3 separate regions of the Mus musculus genome follow, and all the other regions are linked to region 3. The links are chromatin loops, found by intact Hi-C in ENCODE. Cell type or tissue: heart. All regions are shown on one strand. Links, peaks and the distances in the headings refer to the core of each region. The heading gives the core; the rest is flanking DNA.

The links. A loop is a pair of places that touch in the nucleus more often than their neighbours do. Peaks named below come from ENCODE experiments on the same cell type or tissue, not always from the same donor. Only the 100,000 strongest peaks of a DNase experiment are listed, where the experiment ranks them.
Region 1: a loop joins it to region 3, with 2.9 times the contacts of the local background. A loop is called at or near these places in 4 of 42 quality-filtered maps.
Region 2: it touches region 3 in a loop (2.2-fold over the local background); 7 of 42 quality-filtered maps call a loop at or near these places.

The regions. Positions count from the first base shown.
Region 1 is chr5:142,933,815-142,939,215 of GRCm38, reverse strand. No RefSeq gene overlaps it. Among named protein-coding and RNA genes, the nearest start is that of Fscn1, 24 kb to the left of the region's middle. In heart, for the core only: CTCF peaks have their summits at 2,712 (motif pointing left) and 3,441 (motif pointing right); DNase peaks (open chromatin) are centred at 2,705 and 3,405; H3K4me3 peaks cover 1,077 bases; H3K27ac peaks cover 1,177 bases.
Region 2 is chr5:143,232,948-143,238,348 of GRCm38, reverse strand. Zfp12 (zinc finger protein 12) reads right to left here and starts at 3,186. Exons shown (of 5, transcript NM_001289589.1): 1 at 2,970-3,186; 2 at 2,033-2,095. The coding sequence starts at 2,047. 4930448H16Rik (RIKEN cDNA 4930448H16 gene) reads right to left here. Exons shown (of 5, transcript NR_040700.1): 5 at 3,601-3,839. It overlaps Gm38735 (a long non-coding RNA gene), which reads left to right and starts at 3,819. Exons shown (of 3, transcript XR_868668.3): 1 at 3,819-4,215; 2 at 4,974-5,051. In heart, for the core only: a CTCF peak has its summit at 2,719; a DNase peak (open chromatin) is centred at 3,188; H3K4me3 peaks cover 1,742 bases; H3K27ac peaks cover 1,352 bases.
Region 3 is chr5:143,296,288-143,301,688 of GRCm38, reverse strand. It overlaps E130309D02Rik (RIKEN cDNA E130309D02 gene), which reads left to right. Exons shown (of 6, transcript NM_172726.4): 6 at 1-617. Gm52794 (a long non-coding RNA gene) reads right to left here. Exons shown (of 2, transcript XR_003955829.1): 1 at 5,060-5,401; 2 at 2,321-3,725. Among named protein-coding and RNA genes, the nearest start is that of Gm52794, 3.0 kb to the right of the region's middle. In heart, for the core only: a CTCF peak has its summit at 1,794 (motif pointing right); no DNase peak of the experiment used is centred there.

The DNA.
Region 1 (5,401 bases), core at 1,251-3,750, 360 kb after region 3:
GAAAAGAAAAGCCATATGACATGTCATTAGGACACAGGAGAAGCTGGGGAGATGTTTCAGTGGGTAAGATACTTGAAACACAGGCATGAGGAACTGAGTTCAAATCCCCAGCATCCATGAGGGAAGTCAGGATCTGTAACCACGGTTGCTGTGGAGACAGGAGAACTCTAGGACCAGCTGGCTACCAACCTAGCTCCAGGCTCAGTGGGTGTACTTCTCTGGCCTGCGTCCTTGTATCTATGTGTGTGTGTGTGTGTGTGTGTGTTCGTGTGTGCGCGTGCGCCGCGTGGGCACACACGCGCGCGCGCACACACACACACACACACACACACACACACACACTGTAGGAGCTGGCTTCAGGCCTCCCTGTAGACCAAGTCTAATAACATAATCAAACTGTTGCAGGGACACCCACTCTAATCCAAGCATTTAAGAGGTGGAGGCAGAAAGATTACCATGAGTTATACCATGCCAGTATGGGTTATAGATACCCCAAGAACAGAAAAACAAACAGTTGGGACTGGAGCTCAGTCAGTGGAATGCTTGCTCGCAGGCCCAAGAACCTGGGTTCAATGTCCCACATCTGTCTCCTAAGCCAGATGTGGTGGTGGAAGCCAGTATTCTCGTGGGCGTGGCCTGGCGAAGTGGGTGTGGCAAAGCTTGCCAATTTCTTTGTGTTAGTTGTGGTTAGGAACGACTAGAGATGGACCAATCTGGAGAGTTCCGGACTCTGAGGTCAGGAGCGTGGGCGGAGCTTGCAGGGGAAACTGGTTTGTTTCAGAGTTCTGGGAAGAAGATGCCTGCAGACCAGGGAGTTTCTCTCTGACCCCTGGCCCCAGTTGTGTGTGGTGTCTACCTCCACCCTTGGTCTCCCATTGCAGAGGGCGCTGAGAATTCAGCAGATCAGAATCGGCTGCTTCTGACCCGGACAGAGGCGAAAGGCTTCTGCAAATTTTGGTTTTCTAAATCCAGTGAGATCCAGGAAAGCAAGATTTTCCAACTCCTACAAGTCGAAGCAGCCACAGTCCCTTCTCTGTGCCTACGTGGTGCGTGGGAGCCCAGAGAAGCTGCGAACTTTTGTGAAATCACACAGCACTCGAGTAAACCCAGAGTCTCTTAAACCAAAGCAGGGAAAACGGAGTTGGTGTCTTGGGATACATTTGGAGGTAAAATCCATGCGGGTGGGGTCTGAATCAGCTGAAAAGTGTGTGGTCCCTGTCCTTAGGAGGCTGAGGGAGGGGCTGGAGAGATGGCTCAATGGTTAAGGGCACTGACTGCTCTTCCAGAGGTCCTGAGTTCAATTCCCAGCAACCACATGGTGGCTCACAACTATCTGTGATGAGATCCAATGTATGCTTCTGGTGTGTGTCTGAAAGATAGCTACAGTGTACTCATATAAATACAAATAAATAAATCTTTGGGAAAAATAAAAAAAGGGGAGGCTGAGGGAGAAGGCATGATACGGGTCTGAGGCCAGCCTGTAACATACCTATAATCCCAGCCCTCGGTAGGCAATGAGAGGTTGATCTCTGTAAGTTCAAGGTTAGCCTAGTCTACATAGGGAGCTCTAGGACAGCAAGGACTACACAGAGAGGCCCTGTCACAACAATAGCAAGTAAAGGCCAAGCAAGACAGGCCTTTACTTCCAATATTCAGAAGGTAGAAGCAAGTGACAGGAGTTCAGGGTCATCTTCGCCTTCTTACAGAGTTTGAGGGGTAGCCTAGGCTATATGATATATGATCACACACACACACATATAACATGGGGGCTTGATTTAGGTGTTCAGCTGGACTCGAGCTGGAGAGATGGCTCAGTGGTTAAGAGCATTGACTGTTTTTCCGAAGGTCCTGAGTTCAATTCCCAGCGACCATATGGTGGCTCACAACCATCTGTAATGGGATCTGATGCTCTCTTCTGGTATGTTTGAAGACAGCTACAGTGTAATTACATATAACAATAAATAAATCTTTTTAAAAAGCCAGGCGTGGTGGTGCACGCCTTTAATCCCAGCCTCAGGAGGCAGAGGCAGGCGAATTTCTGAGTTCGAGGCCAGCCTGGTCTACAAAGTGAGTTCCAGGACAGCCAGGGCTACATAGAGAACCCCTGTCTCGAAAAACCAAAAAAAAAAAAAAAAAGAAAAGAAAAGAAAAGCTGGACTCCTGGCGCCCCATAGAGACTGCTGGCCCCTGCCTCCTATAAGCCTGTGTCACAGGCTTGTGCCACATCGCCAGTGTACACACCCAGCACAGGAACATTTCCTGTATCTCTTCTCTGCTGCTACTCTTCCCCTATCTAGGCTAGCTGGCCAGCGAGCCAGTTTCCTGGAGATTCTCCTGTCTCATTCTCTCGTCTTGCTATAGGAGTTCTGGGGTTACAGATGCATGGCCCTGAATCCAGTTTTTCGTGTGCATACCAAGGATTAAACTCAGGTCATCTAGACAGAATCTCTTTACATACCTACATAGCCCTGGCTGTCTTGGAACTTACTAGGCAGACCAGGCTGGCCTCAAACTCATAGAGATCGGCCTGCCTCGGCCTCCTAAGCCTTAGGATTAAAGGCCTTCACAACCAGGCCTGGGATATTTTGCCTTTTAGAACTCAGAATTCTTCCTCCTAAATGGGTCTGTGGGCGTCTCCCCTGCAGTTCTCCGCATAGGCAGGTACAGCCCCGCCCAGCCTGAGTCGATGGGCGCGTCTCTGTCGCCACCTGGCGGCTGCCGTGAACATAGCAGCCTATCCCGGAGAGGCGATTCGAGGTCTGAACTACGTGGAATTCAAAGAGTGGGGCCCTCTTTTCTTCCGTCCCTAAGAAAAGTAAACCCCAGAGCTGAGCCCAGCCTGTAATTGTCCTCCTAGCAATGGTGGACGTCTTCCCTAAGGAGGACAAGTTGGAATCGGACCTGGAGAGCTTGCATTTGTTTTCAAGCGCCGCACAAAGCTGGGTGCCCAACGCTCAGACAGAAATCCAGCAAGAATCACTCTTAACGTTGTTACGCTCATGTGTGAGAACTAAGGCTGAGTGAGGAACAAGGGCACCTCTACCCAAAGCCACCTACCACCACAGGACCCTTGCACTACCTGTGCTCTGTGTCTGGATCACCTGCAAGCCAAGACAGTGAGTCCACTGTCACAGTCAAAGTCCCTGGTCCAGCAAGGAGACATCTGCAAGTCCATATAGCTTGGATGGGCAAAATTGTCCAGGCACAAACTCAAAAGTGCCCGTGTGTGGAGTAATGTTAGTGGGCAGCTGTGTGTCCAGATCCATGCAACTGGGTAGCAGCATAGGGACTTGTTAGATCCAGAGTAAAATGTCCCTAATGGCCTGCTCAGAGCTATTGGCTCCCAGCTTCAGATCCGCTAGTCTCCTCTGGGCCACAGGATGCAACGATAAACTACATCTCCCAGAATCCCTGGCGGCCAGCTTCCTGTTAGGGTTTGCCAATAGGAGGCACCAGAGCTCAACCGGCCTGTGGTGGACCTTCCTATGGGTCACCTAGGAGAAACCCTTCACAGAAGCACGCTTTGAAACACAACTTAATAATAATGCCGGGCATGGTGGCACAGACCTTTAATCCCAGTACTGTGGGAGACAGAGGCAGGCAAATCTCTGTGAGTTCAAGGCCAGCCTGGTCTACATATCAAGTTCCATACCAGCCTGGGCTACATTTTAAGAACCTATCTCAGAACAAACAGCGCAGACAGGATAGTCATGCCTGAAGGAGCTGGTGCACATCTGTCATCCCAGCACTTGAGAAGAAGAGGCAGGAGGATGAAAAGTGCGAGCCCAGCCTCAGCTACATAGCAAGCTCCAGGGTAGCCTGGCCTATGTGAGAATCTGTCTCAAAAATGCAAAATGACTAAATAAGAAATAAAAAAAAATAAGCCAGGCATGGTGGCACAGCATTAGGAAGGCAGGGGCAGGAAGAGCTCTGTGAGTTAGAGACCAACCTGAGAGACCTTGTCTTATAAATCAACCAATCAATCAATCAATCAATCAATAAAAGGGCAGAGTTAAACAGTAGCCAGGTGTGGGGTGCACATAGAATTTCAGCACCTGAAAGGCAGAGACAGGCGGGAACTCTGATGAGTTCAAGGGGCCTGTTCCACATGGAGAGTTTCAGGGAAGCCAAGGCTATGCAGTTAGACCGTGTTTTTTGTTTTTTGTTTTTGTTTTTGTTTTTTTAAGATTTATTTATTTTGTGTATGAATACACTGTAGCTATTTTCAGACAGACCAGAAGAGGGCATCAGACCCCATTAGAGATGGTTGTGAGTCAACATGTGGTTGCTGGGAATTGAATTCAGGACCTTTGGAAGAGCAGTCAGTGCTCTTAACCACTGAGCCATCTCTCCAGTGGACCCTGTTTGTTTGTTTTTTGTTTGTTTATTTGTTTGTTTGTTTGTTTGTTTCGAGACTGGGTTTCTCTGTATAGCTCTGGCTGTCCTGGAACTCACTTTGTAGACCAGGCTGGCCTGGAACTCAGAAATCCGCCTGCCTCTGCCTCCAGAGTGCTGGGATTAAAGGCATGCACCACCACGCCAGGCAGACCCTGTATTGTTTGTTTGTTTGTTTGTTTGTTTGTTTTGTTTTTGCTTTTTGAGACAGTTTCTCTGTAGCTCTGGCTGTCCTGGAACTCACTCTATCAACCAGGCTGGCCTTGGCCTCGAACTCAGAGATGTGCCTGCCTTTGCCTCCCAAACACTGGGATTAAAGGCATGCACCACCACTGCCAGAAGATTCCTTCCTTTTCTTATTAAAAAAAATTTTTTTTAAATATTTATTTACTCATTTATTATATGTAAGTACACTGTAGCTGTCTTCAGACACTCCAGAAGATGGCATCAGATTTCATTGTGAATGGTTGTGAGCCACCATGTGGTTGCTGGGATTTGAACTCAGGACCTTTGGAAGAGCAGTCGGCGCTCTTAACCACTGAGCCATCTCACCAGCCCCTAAAAAATTTTTTAATTAATTTTTTATGGGATTCCGGCATGTGAGAACCACTGGGTCTGATTTTTAAAAAAGATGTATTTATTTATTTATTTTACATATATGAGTGTTCTATCTGCATGTATACCTGAGTGTCAGAAGAGGGCATCAGATCCCATTACAGGTGGTTGTAAGCACCTTGTGGTTGCTGGGAATTGAACTCAGAACCTCTGGAAGAGCAGCCAGTGCTCTTAACCACTGAGCCATGTCTCCAACCCCCAGGGAGATTTCTTTTTTTCTTTTTTTTTTTTTTTTTTCAAAGTAGCTACTCAGGCATTTAAGCTCTTTTTTTTTTTTTAAGATTTATTTATTGATTATATGTAAGTACACTGTAGCTGTCTTCAGACATACCAGAAGAGGGAGTCAGATCTCGTTAGGGATGGTTGAGCCACCATGTGGTTGCTGGGATTT
Region 2 (5,401 bases), core at 1,251-3,750, 64 kb after region 3:
TGAGCCATGCCCCAGATCCTCAAACTACCTTTCAGTGCTTAGCTTTTGCATAAACTGTTTCACTCACAAACACATCAGCCCAACAACTGCTTCCTGCCAACACCGGCAGGCACCACAGACTCTGTGGGAGGCACTTAGCACAATGAAGTAGATTCCTGTGGTACCTACGTTATCAGTTAGTATATATATATATATATATATATATATATATATATATACACACGAGTGTATACTATGATAAATATACATTAACCATATGACAAAGATGCTTCAAGCCTGTGACCTGTGAGCTGTTTTCAGGAGAGAAAAACATGAAATCATTGCTCTGGAAAAGAAATGTAAATGCCAGCGCCTTATAAAGGAAAACATGGGGGCCAGCGAGATGGCTCAGCAGGCGAAGGTGCTTGCCACCAAACCTGGTAACTTGAGTTCAATCCCTACAACCTGACTCCCTAAACCTTGGCTTTTGACCTCCACACACACCCAACATGGCATGTGACACCCACAAATAATTTAAACAAACAAAAGCAAAAACAAAAACAAAAAAAAAACCAAACCCAAACAGTAAGATCAGACAAGACCACAGATCTATGGCTACGTGACTATGAGCTGACAGAATCTGTCTTCAAGTAGATGAACTTCTCTCATATTAAAAGCACCCAGGGCCCAGATCTTTACTGAGAGCACACTGAGGATAAACTTAGCACTGTCTTCTTCCCCAATCTGTGTGTCTCTATTTGGGACTCTCCCACTAAGGGAACCTGACTGAGCCGCTGGGAAGGAAGACTCAACTCTTTGGTGAATGCCAATGCCTAGGAGAGCACAATGGCATCTGCCAGCAAATAAATGACTCCTAATTAACAAGTAACTCTAGCCAAGGGGAAGAAAGGGTATTTGAGGGTAGAAAAAAAAATCAAATGGGTCTGCCACTGAACGTCGTGGTCATTGAAAGTCATCACCAGGGCCAGGGATGGTGGCATATACCTTTAACCCTGGCTGAAGAGTTCCAGGACAGCCTGAGCTACATACCCTTTTTGAACCAAGCAATGACGCAAAAACGAAGAAATTGAAACAAACCAAACAAAGAGAAACTACACAGACCGTAAGAGAAAAGTGAATTCTTTGGTGGTGGAAAATGGATCTGAACGCATTGCATCCTCAGAGAGTTCCAGGCAGGGCAGTGGAACAACAAAAGGGAAGAACAGGAGACGGTATAACGACAGGCGGAGAGACCACTCAGATGCATGGGGTCCGTTAGGTGGGGACGGTACAACAACAGGCGAACAGACCACTCGGATGCATGGGTCCGTTACGCGTTGTCTGGACATACTCCAGAGATGCTCAGCAGGCGCTGGCTGACCCACAGGTAAACCAACACAGAGCCGCTGGGGAAAGCCAGGAGGGCCAGAGGTAAGTAGGGCAAAAGATCCACATGGGAGCAGGAGAAATTCTAAATCCAGGGACAGGGCAGCAAGACAAACAGCACAGAAACAGACAGAGGAATCCACAGAGACTGCTAGAGACAGACAGGTCAATAGGACGTGAGTGTGTGTGTATGCCTGTGTTAGAATACCACTGGAGATCAAAGAGTACAGCCCGTCATAAGCCAAGGCAGCAGGAGCCACATCAAATCCACAATCAGGAAACAAGAGAGGGAGGAAGACATGTTTGCTGGTACTCAAGTCTCTTTCTCCAGTTTATGCTGTCCAGGATGCCCAGAGAATGGTCTTGTCCAGAACAAAATGGGTTTTCTTACATCAATGAATGTGATCAAGACAATCCCGACAGGCACGTCCATAGGCTCATCTCTAAATATAGTCAAGGTGTCAACTACAGCATCCTGAGGACTTGGTAGGGGCTATGCCACCTACAGATATGCACTCAACCAATGCTTACTACTGTCCACTACTGTTTTGTCTGGTTCTTTTATCTCTTTCTGTTTTATCTATTTTCCCCTTTAAAGTCTGATCTCTCCTTTGCCTCTTCGAGTGTAGTAAACCAAACTAGACAACGGAAACAAAGCCAGACTTACTAAGGATGTATTCATCTTCCGCTGCAGTAGGAAAAGTCTGTAGAAGGACTAATGCAGCCGGGTCTGGGGAAGGAAAAACAACGTCATTATGAGTGGGCGTGGAAAGAGGGGAATCCTGCACACAAACCTCCTGGAACATTCCCAGAAGAAAACCGGAGGGATGGTGGTCTCACTGGCTGTCAGAAAGGACTGGAGAATTGCAACTGTGCGTTGGGACTTGGGGGGAATGAATGAGTGCAGCTGACGAGGTGAATTAACAAGAAATGAACAAGAAATGCTAGTTAAATAACTGCCATTTACTAAGGGATACAAAAGAATACTCACAAGCTGCTCTGAAAACAAAAGTTAACCTGGTGGGAACTGTATTTATATACAATTACGTGATACTGTGACCACGACTTTAATATGACAAAAGGAACGCCGTCGGCCCGGGACTTAGCACTCCCACTAACAAACCCTCTGCGTGACCTCGGTTATGTCACCACTATCGCAGACCCACAGTCTTCCCCTATGAACAGACGCAAACACAAACTTTTCCTGAACTAGACCACAGGATGCTGCAGGGAGAGGATCGGGAAAACTAACAGGCACAGCAAGGGTGCCGATGGCGCCCAGTAACATCATGAGACTTAGAAGCCCTGGGAGGCAGGGATGTCAAGTGAGGTAGGAGTTTGGACAGCGCCTCTACAGCTCAGGTCACTGAACTGACCGCTCCTATGCCCACACGCCTCATCCTCGGGCCATCTAGACAGCCCAAAGCCATCAACACGACCACTGCTACCGTCCCGGATCCCGCACGCTGAGGACAGGAGGGGGCCGAGGCATCGCGCAGGCGCTGATCGCTCAGGCCTCGGCAAGCGGTCTCAGGCCCCCCTGCAAGCCATCAGACGGACCCAGCCTCCCTCTCACGGCCGCGATCTGCACCCTCAGGCCTCACCTAGGAGGCCGCGCCGGGCCCGGGTCTCGCTGCCCCCGTCAGCCCGGCCCTCGGCCTCCCCGGCCTGCAAAGCTGCGTTCGCCTGCTGCCGACCCGGACGCACCGGCCTCGGCCCGCAGGCTCGCGACTCCAGCTCGCGCAAGTCAAAGCTGCGAGCGTAGAGACACAGACCGCAGGAAGCCAGGCCAGCGCAGCGGACGTGCGCTTGCGCGAGCATGCACACAAACAGAAGTGCGCACGCGCAGCATGCGTGCCACTGGGCTGGTCCCTGTGGTCTTCCTTTCATCTTTGGGGAGGGGCCGCCCAGAACTCTTAGGCTTCCAGGGATCGTCGCACAAGTCTCCTCCTCGTTTCAGCAGCTTGTGGGTACCGAGCTGAGAGCAACAGTAACCTTCGTGATTTTCCTCACTTTGAACCTCCAGGAATGGCTTGAGGGGTTATATCCATTTACCCAGACCTCTCCCAGCTTGGTGCTTTTAGATAAAAGGCAGATTCTAACAGATGAAAGAGAGAGGAAAAAAAATGTGTCACGCTCTGTTTAACTGAAGTGCTAGAAGTTTCCATCAAACATTTAAGTATAAGAAGTGTCTACCACCTCTTTTAAAAGAAAGAAGACAAAAACAGTGGCTTTGCCAGATCATACAACAAATGCATAAAAGTTCTAAAAGCACCAGAAGGCACACATAGAAAGGGAGAAAAAACGTGTTTGTCAAATGACTTCTCCAACTTGATGTTTGCAGTCCGGCAACAATGCTCAAACGTGGAACCCTATGGTCAGTCAATTCCTCTCAGATTTCACCGGCCCTCCTGAATAATGCAAAAGTGCTCTTGTCCTATCTGCTTCCAAAGTTGATGGAGACACAACAGAAGCTGCAGATGCAAAAAAGGAAGGAAGAGAAAACACAAATGATGGGTTTCTATATCACACATCTAATGCACAGAAACTAAAAAGAGAACCAGAAAGAACTCACAGAAAGAAGGAAAATAGCTCTCTGTTAATTGACCTCTGAAAGGTGACATTTGGGGCCGGGCGACAATGACAGTTTTCAGAGATGGTACAATACAATGAACATTCCATCGACTTCTTACAGAACTAATGCAGCAGTGGTCTTGGTCTAATTCTTCATAAAGACGTTGGCATCAAAACTAATAACAAAGTCTACCAAAACAGAAAGTTCTCTGCACCAATGCAGAGAGTAACGTTTTCTTCCCAGAAGCACCAAGCACCTTGGAGCGCCAACCCTAGGTAATAAACTGCTGAGCAACCAGCAGGAGACAGAAGCATCACGAATCCCTCTCAGATGCTGCAGGGCACACATGGTCTCAGGAGAAAGGGTGAGCCCTCCTCCTCGGAAGGCCTGCACTGCCATGGGGCACCTTCTCCCAGGTTCTCACCTCACCTGGTAACTGAGGTGCCCACCTGAGCTGGCTCCTATCTCTTAAACCAAAAGCTTCCCTTCCCCATGGCAAGCAGGGGTTACGTCTCTGAATGAGGGGCCTGGGCTAAACTCCCCAGGTGACAGGGAGATAGGAACACTCTTTTCTCCAGGTTTACATTGCACAGATGGGACTCAGGCCTTTCAGAAAAGGAATTCCTTGCTTGCAGTGAGGACATTCAAGCTCATATAATTTTTGTATTAAGAAAAGGGGCTGGAGAGATGGCTCAGGGGTTAAGAGCACTGACTGCTCTTCCAAAGGTCCTGAGTTCAATTCTCAACAGCCACATGGTGGCTCACAACCATCTGTAAAGGGATCTGATGCCCTCTTTTGATGTGTCTGAAGACAGTGACAATGTACTTATATAAATAAAAAAGTAAATTAAATAAAAAAGGAAAAGAAAATATTTCGGTTTGTACAAACATGGAACAAGCAGTCAGCAGGCTGAGATGCTTCTGCTCTGCTCAGATGCAAATTGAGTAGCCAAGGAGGCACTCAACTAGTTGGGCCAAATGTCACCTTTCAGAGGTCAATTAACAGAGAGCTATTTTCCTTCTTTTTTTGTAGCTCCTGCAGTCTTTGTTTTCCCGTCTCATCTTCTCCTCATAGCACAGCTGGCCTGCTGAATGATGATAAGGTTGGAAGGTAGGCGACGACTGCCTGAGAGAAACCTTTCATGGAGCTTAAGGTTGCAGCATGGGGAGGGGGATGGCTTCTTCCCTGGGAACACACTTCAACAGCAAGCATCTGTGAACGTTGTGCAGCTTCCTCAGGGGGACTGGAGTGTTGGAAGAGGCTGAGCTTCTAAGAAAACACTCTGGTTGCCCTGAGGGCAGTTCACCAGACTGATTGGCTAATGGCCCTCTGCCTAGCACACCCAGGAAGAGATTAGCAGCTACAGATTATGGGAGCGAATAATTAGCTTCCTTAAAGGAAAAATAAACATTAAGATGGGTGCTCAAAATAAAGGCTTATTATTAACATTAATAGTCATT
Region 3 (5,401 bases), core at 400-2,899:
GTGGTCCTTCCAGCTGGCAGAACCATCTTGGTACTGATGTCCCAAGTTGCTGTTTCCGGGGTGCCTCCTACCTGGTCATATTAAATATCCAGATTGGATGATGAAAGCGAGTGGGCTCCACCCTCTGCAGAGAGCACTGTGGGTGTTTTTAGATATGCCAGTCTGTGAGTGACAGTTGTCACACACAGACACTCTCAGCTCGCCACCAGGGTGTGCTGGTGGGTAAGCCGGTGCCTGCGGGTCCATTTGCCCTGCCTCAGGAATGTGAAGTGTCTCTGCCACCAACAGCGTTTTCTGCAGCTCCATGAGCTCAGAGTGCAGAGGGTGAGACCCAGCTCGTACGCAGTACTGGGCACAGCTCAGGGACACCTGTTGGGATTCCCCATCACCTTGGAGAGGATCTGTGTCTTATGGGGGGTGGGGAGGCGGGTATCTAAATTTTCCTTTCATGTGTTCAAAATAAATTTTTCTAAACAGTTTCATAGGCATTGTGGGGTTTTCATTTTGTGGTGCTGAGATTCAAGCTCATGGCGTGCACCTACTTAGCAGGCGTGTTTTCAGTGAGCTATACCCCAGCCCTATGGAACATACATCTTTAATTAAATTTTAAGGATTTGATGTGTGTGGATTTCATGTGCATGTATGCCTGTGTACCATGCGTGTACAGTGACCTTGGAGGCCTGATGCTTGTGTAAGTCCATGTGGGTGCTGGGGAACTGAACCCAGGACCTTCATCAACTTTCCACTTTATACTGTTGAGACGTGATGTCAGTCTGATCCCGTGGCCTGCTCTTTATGATACTGTGGTGTGTGTGTGTGTGTGTGTGTGTGTGTGTGTGTGTGTGTGTGTGTGTGTGTGTGTAAGGCAGACATGCAGGCTACCCTGCACATGTGCAGGTCAACTTGGAGAGTCGCTCGGGTCATCGCACTTGGCTACATGCTGCTTGGTTACAAACTGCTGGACTGTTTCAGGCTTCAGCAAGCCCGTCACCACCCACACCACACTGGGGTTCCAGGTGACGAGGGTCGAGCTGAGCCCTTCTCGCAGGCCCTGGGCGTCGCCCTCAGATCCCCACGCTTTTGCAGTAAGCAACCCCAGCCGAGCCGTTCCCCAGCCCGAGCTACTTTGGACCAAAACTTGGACCAGATTCAGTCTCCATTCGAGCCGGGTTTTGGCCTCTGCCCAGACTGGATGCACAGATTGCTTCTGCCCTGCGGTCAGTCCTCTCTCGGGTAGCAGGGATGTACTTGGACCCTAGGACATCGTTGGAAGGGATAGGCTTGTATTCTTACTAACTTTAAGGAAGGGACACTCATGTCCCTGTGCCTATCAGAAGTGACAGCTGTCATGGACAAATGGCAAAGCAGGACAGGATTAAATGAAAAGTGAAGAAATGGAATCTCGAAGACTAAACTGGAAGACAGCGCCAAACCAGACAGCGCAGGAAAGCTGAGGGGGCGTGGGGAGAGTGAGAGAGAGAGAAGAGAGAGAGATCTCCCTGTCTTCCCATGTGGCCATCCCAACATCACCTGATTTAGAATCCTTCCATATCCCCCAAAGGCGCTCCTTACCTCAGCCCTGCTCGTCCTACACCCAACCTTGGGCAGCCTCATCTCCCTTTTCTCTATGGATTTGCCTTTTCTGGAAATTTCTTATCTGTGGACCAGTGCAGAATGTGGCCTTGTGTCTGGCTTCCTTTACTTAGTGTGAGGTTTTCAAGGGTTTGGTTTTGTGTGTATCATTTTGCCTGCCTGTGTGTCCGTTCACCATGTGTGTGCAGCAATACCCTCAGAGGCCAGAAGAGGGCACCAGATCCCCTGGAACTGGAGTTACAGGCTGGTGTGAGCCACCTGAGAATCTGAATTGAATGTCTTGGGTTAACCATGGAACCATCCTTCTGGTATCTACTTATTCATTTATTTAGAGAGGACATCTCATTGAATAGCCCCGGGGGGCGCAGAACTCAAATATCTGTCCGTCCTGCCTCCCAAGTTCAGAGACTAAGTGTGCAACCACACTCTGGTAAAAGAGTATGATTTTAATGCTTTAATTATGCATATATGTATGTGTCTGTGTGGGTTTGTGCATGCGAATGCAGTGTCTGCAGAGGCCAGAAGATGTCAAATTCCCTGGAGCTGGAAGTAGAGGCATTCGTGGGCCTCCTGACTTGGGAGTCTCGGCAAGAACAGCATGTGCTCTTAACACCGGGTCATCTCTGGACGCGCGCTTTCTTTTTATGGCTGAATCCATTTCGTATATAAAATGTGAAATACCAAAACAAAACAAACAGAAAAACAAAAACAATTTTGGTCTTGTGTGTTGTGTGTTTCTGATATGTGTTTATTTATGTGTGACTTTAGGCACATGTATGCCGCAGCACACTTGAAGGTCAGAGGACAAATTGAGAGTCCTCATCTGGGACCTGGGGTTTCAGACTCGGGTAGATAGCCTTTACCCACAGAGCCATCTTTCTGGCCCATCCACCTTAATTTTGAAACAGATTCTCTCACTCAAACTAGTGCTCAACTGTCTCACTAAACTGGCTGGCCAGAGAACTCGAGGTGGCTCCCCTTTCTGTCCTCCTTACTGCTGGGGCCACAGGTATACAGCCCTGGGCCTGGCTTTTACGGAATGCTGGAGTCTGAACTCAGGTTCTCACGCTTGTGTGGCAGGTACTTTACTGAGGTGTCCATATTTCCAATAGCCCCAGATTGACTAAGTCACATGGATGCGTCCCGAAGAAATGGTAGCAGGTGTCCTGCAGGTGCTCCCAGTGTGATGGCAGAGTCCATGTAAATGTGAAACACATTCTTAGAAAGTTTAAAATGGGGCTGGAGAGATGGCTCAGTGGTTAAGAGCACTGACTGCTCTTCCAGAGGTCCTGAGTTCAAATCCTAGCAACCACATGGTGGTTCACAACCATCTTTAATGAGATCCGGTGCCCTCTTCTGGCCTGTAGACATACATGCAGGCAGAACGCTGTATACATAATAAATAAAGCTTTAAAAAAGAGAGAAAAAAGTTTCAAATGTTGTCTATCCGTACACATGTGAGTGCCATGACCTGAGAGGCCAGCAGGGGGCATCGGATCCCCTGCAGCTAGAGTGACAGGTGGTTGTGAGTCACCTGACTTTGGGTGCTGGGACCCAAACTCAGGTCTTCTCCAAGAGTAGCACGGACTAACCACTGAGCCACCTCTCCCCATTCCATTTTTGATTTTTATGAATATTGTCATCATGGCATTTGACGATAAGTGTTTGTGTGCACTAGTCAGTTTTCTCGGGATTCACTGTGCATGCACACAGGCTGAGTGCAGAATGTTTTTGATACGGAAAGAACCCTGCTTGAGTAGCTAACATAGGACGGCTGGGTTTCTTCCTGTGGCTGGGATCAAACACCCTGACAAGGGCAACGTAAGGGAGAAAGGGGGCCTTTGGCTCAGGGTTCCGGGCTCCAGTCCAGCAGTGTGGAGAAGCCAAGGCGTCAGGAATTGGAAGCATCTGACCACATCACACCCACAGTCAAGAGCAGAGAGAATGAATGAATATGCACAGTGCCCAGCTCACTCTTCAAGATCCAACCCAGAGCTCAGCTCATGGAATGTGGGTGGGTCCCTCCATCACAGCCCAGTTAAAGTCGCACACCGACCCGCAGGCCGACCTGTCCTAGGCAATTCCTCATGGATGCTCTCTTCTGAGATGACTCTGGAGTAGTGGTTCTCAACCTGTAGGTTGAAACTATTTTGAGATTTAGCAAGCCTTTCAACAGAGGTCTCAGATAGTCCCATTACAGTTCATAGCAGTAGCAAAATTACAGTTCTAAAGTAGCAACAGAAATAATTGCATGGTTGAGGGTCACCACAGCATGAGGAACTGGATTCAAAGCGGCCATCACGCAGGCCAGGCAAGTGTAAACACGTAAGCCTTTAGAGGCTGCTCCAATGGTGCCAATGCCAGGAATAGACTCCAGGAGGGACTGAATGCTACCCTACACTGGAGAACATAGAGCTGGTTGCTGATAAATTAGGTGTCTGGGCCAGGTGAGCGTTGACGAGTGTCACAATTTGAATGCGAGGTGTCCCCACAAGTGTGCGTGTGTCTGCACACTTGGTCTCTAGCGGCTGTTTTAGGACACCGTACAGCCTTTGGGAAGTGGCGTCTAGACAGAGGAAGGTCAGTTTCAGGAAGGTGGTCCTTGGGGCTTATAGCCACACCCCATTCCTGTCCAATCTCTGTTTCCTGATCCTCCCAGATGTTCCCGCCTTGTCCTACTGCCAAGGCTGGGATGCCTACTGCCACACAGCAGGACCGGGGACAGATAAGGTTCTTCCCGTCTTTGCACAGATGCATGCTTGTGTGCATGCAGTGTGTGCATGCAGTGTGTGCATGCAGTGTATGTATATGGTGCATACATGTGTGCATGCAGTGTGTGTGTATGGTGCATGCTTGTGTGCATACATGTGTGTACTTGTCCATGTACACACATATAGAGGTCAGAGGCAGACACCTAGAATCCATCTCTGTCCCACTCTGTCTTATACTCCTGAGATGGGGCCTCTCACTGAACCTGGCACTCAAAGTGTTTTGGCTAGGCTGCCTGGCCGTGGAGCCCCAGCGGTCCTGCTCTCTCCTCTCTGGGGGTTTTACATGTGTGCTGGGGACCTGAACTCAGGCCCTCATGGCAGATACTTTACCCCCCCAAGTAGATCTCCCCAGTACATATTTAAATTTATTATTGTTGTTATAATTTTTAGATAAAGCCTCATATAGCCCAGGCTAGCCTTGAATTTGAAATAGTATGTAGCCGAGGATGCGCCCAGACCCTCCCATCTCCTCCTCAGCTGTGCTAGATTCTAGGCTCGCACCCCACACCCCACACCCAGTGGTGGTTTTTTTTTTTTTTTTTTTGTCTGTTTGTTTTATTGTTTATATTGATCTTCACGAACCTCATCTGGCCTCTGTGGGTTTTAAGCTTCCAGATGTTAACTATTTAAGGCCGGTGTCCATCTCTGCAGCGTCCCTTCCCAGTTGTCTGCACTTTCCTTGAGCCCGGGCTTACCTGAGAGGCAGAAAACTACCTTGTGTGCCAGGCTGAGAGTCCTTCTCTCTCCACGGTTTCAGAAACCAAGATTGAGTGAGGCCTGAGCTCACTCCTGGGGCCTGATTTCTGCACAGTCTTGCCACGTCTACAGCACCTGCATAGCTGCTCAGTTCATCAGACTGACCGGATGCTTCCAGCTCCAGAGCCCGCCTCCTAGTGATCTTGACCAGGACCTAGACAGAAGGGAACCCATGGTGGATGCTAGTGATGGTGTCTGGTGACTCTGGGCTCCTTGGTAACCACTTTGCCACCACATTTCCTGTAGTGGCTGGAACTGCCCCCATCATAGAGAAATTGGTT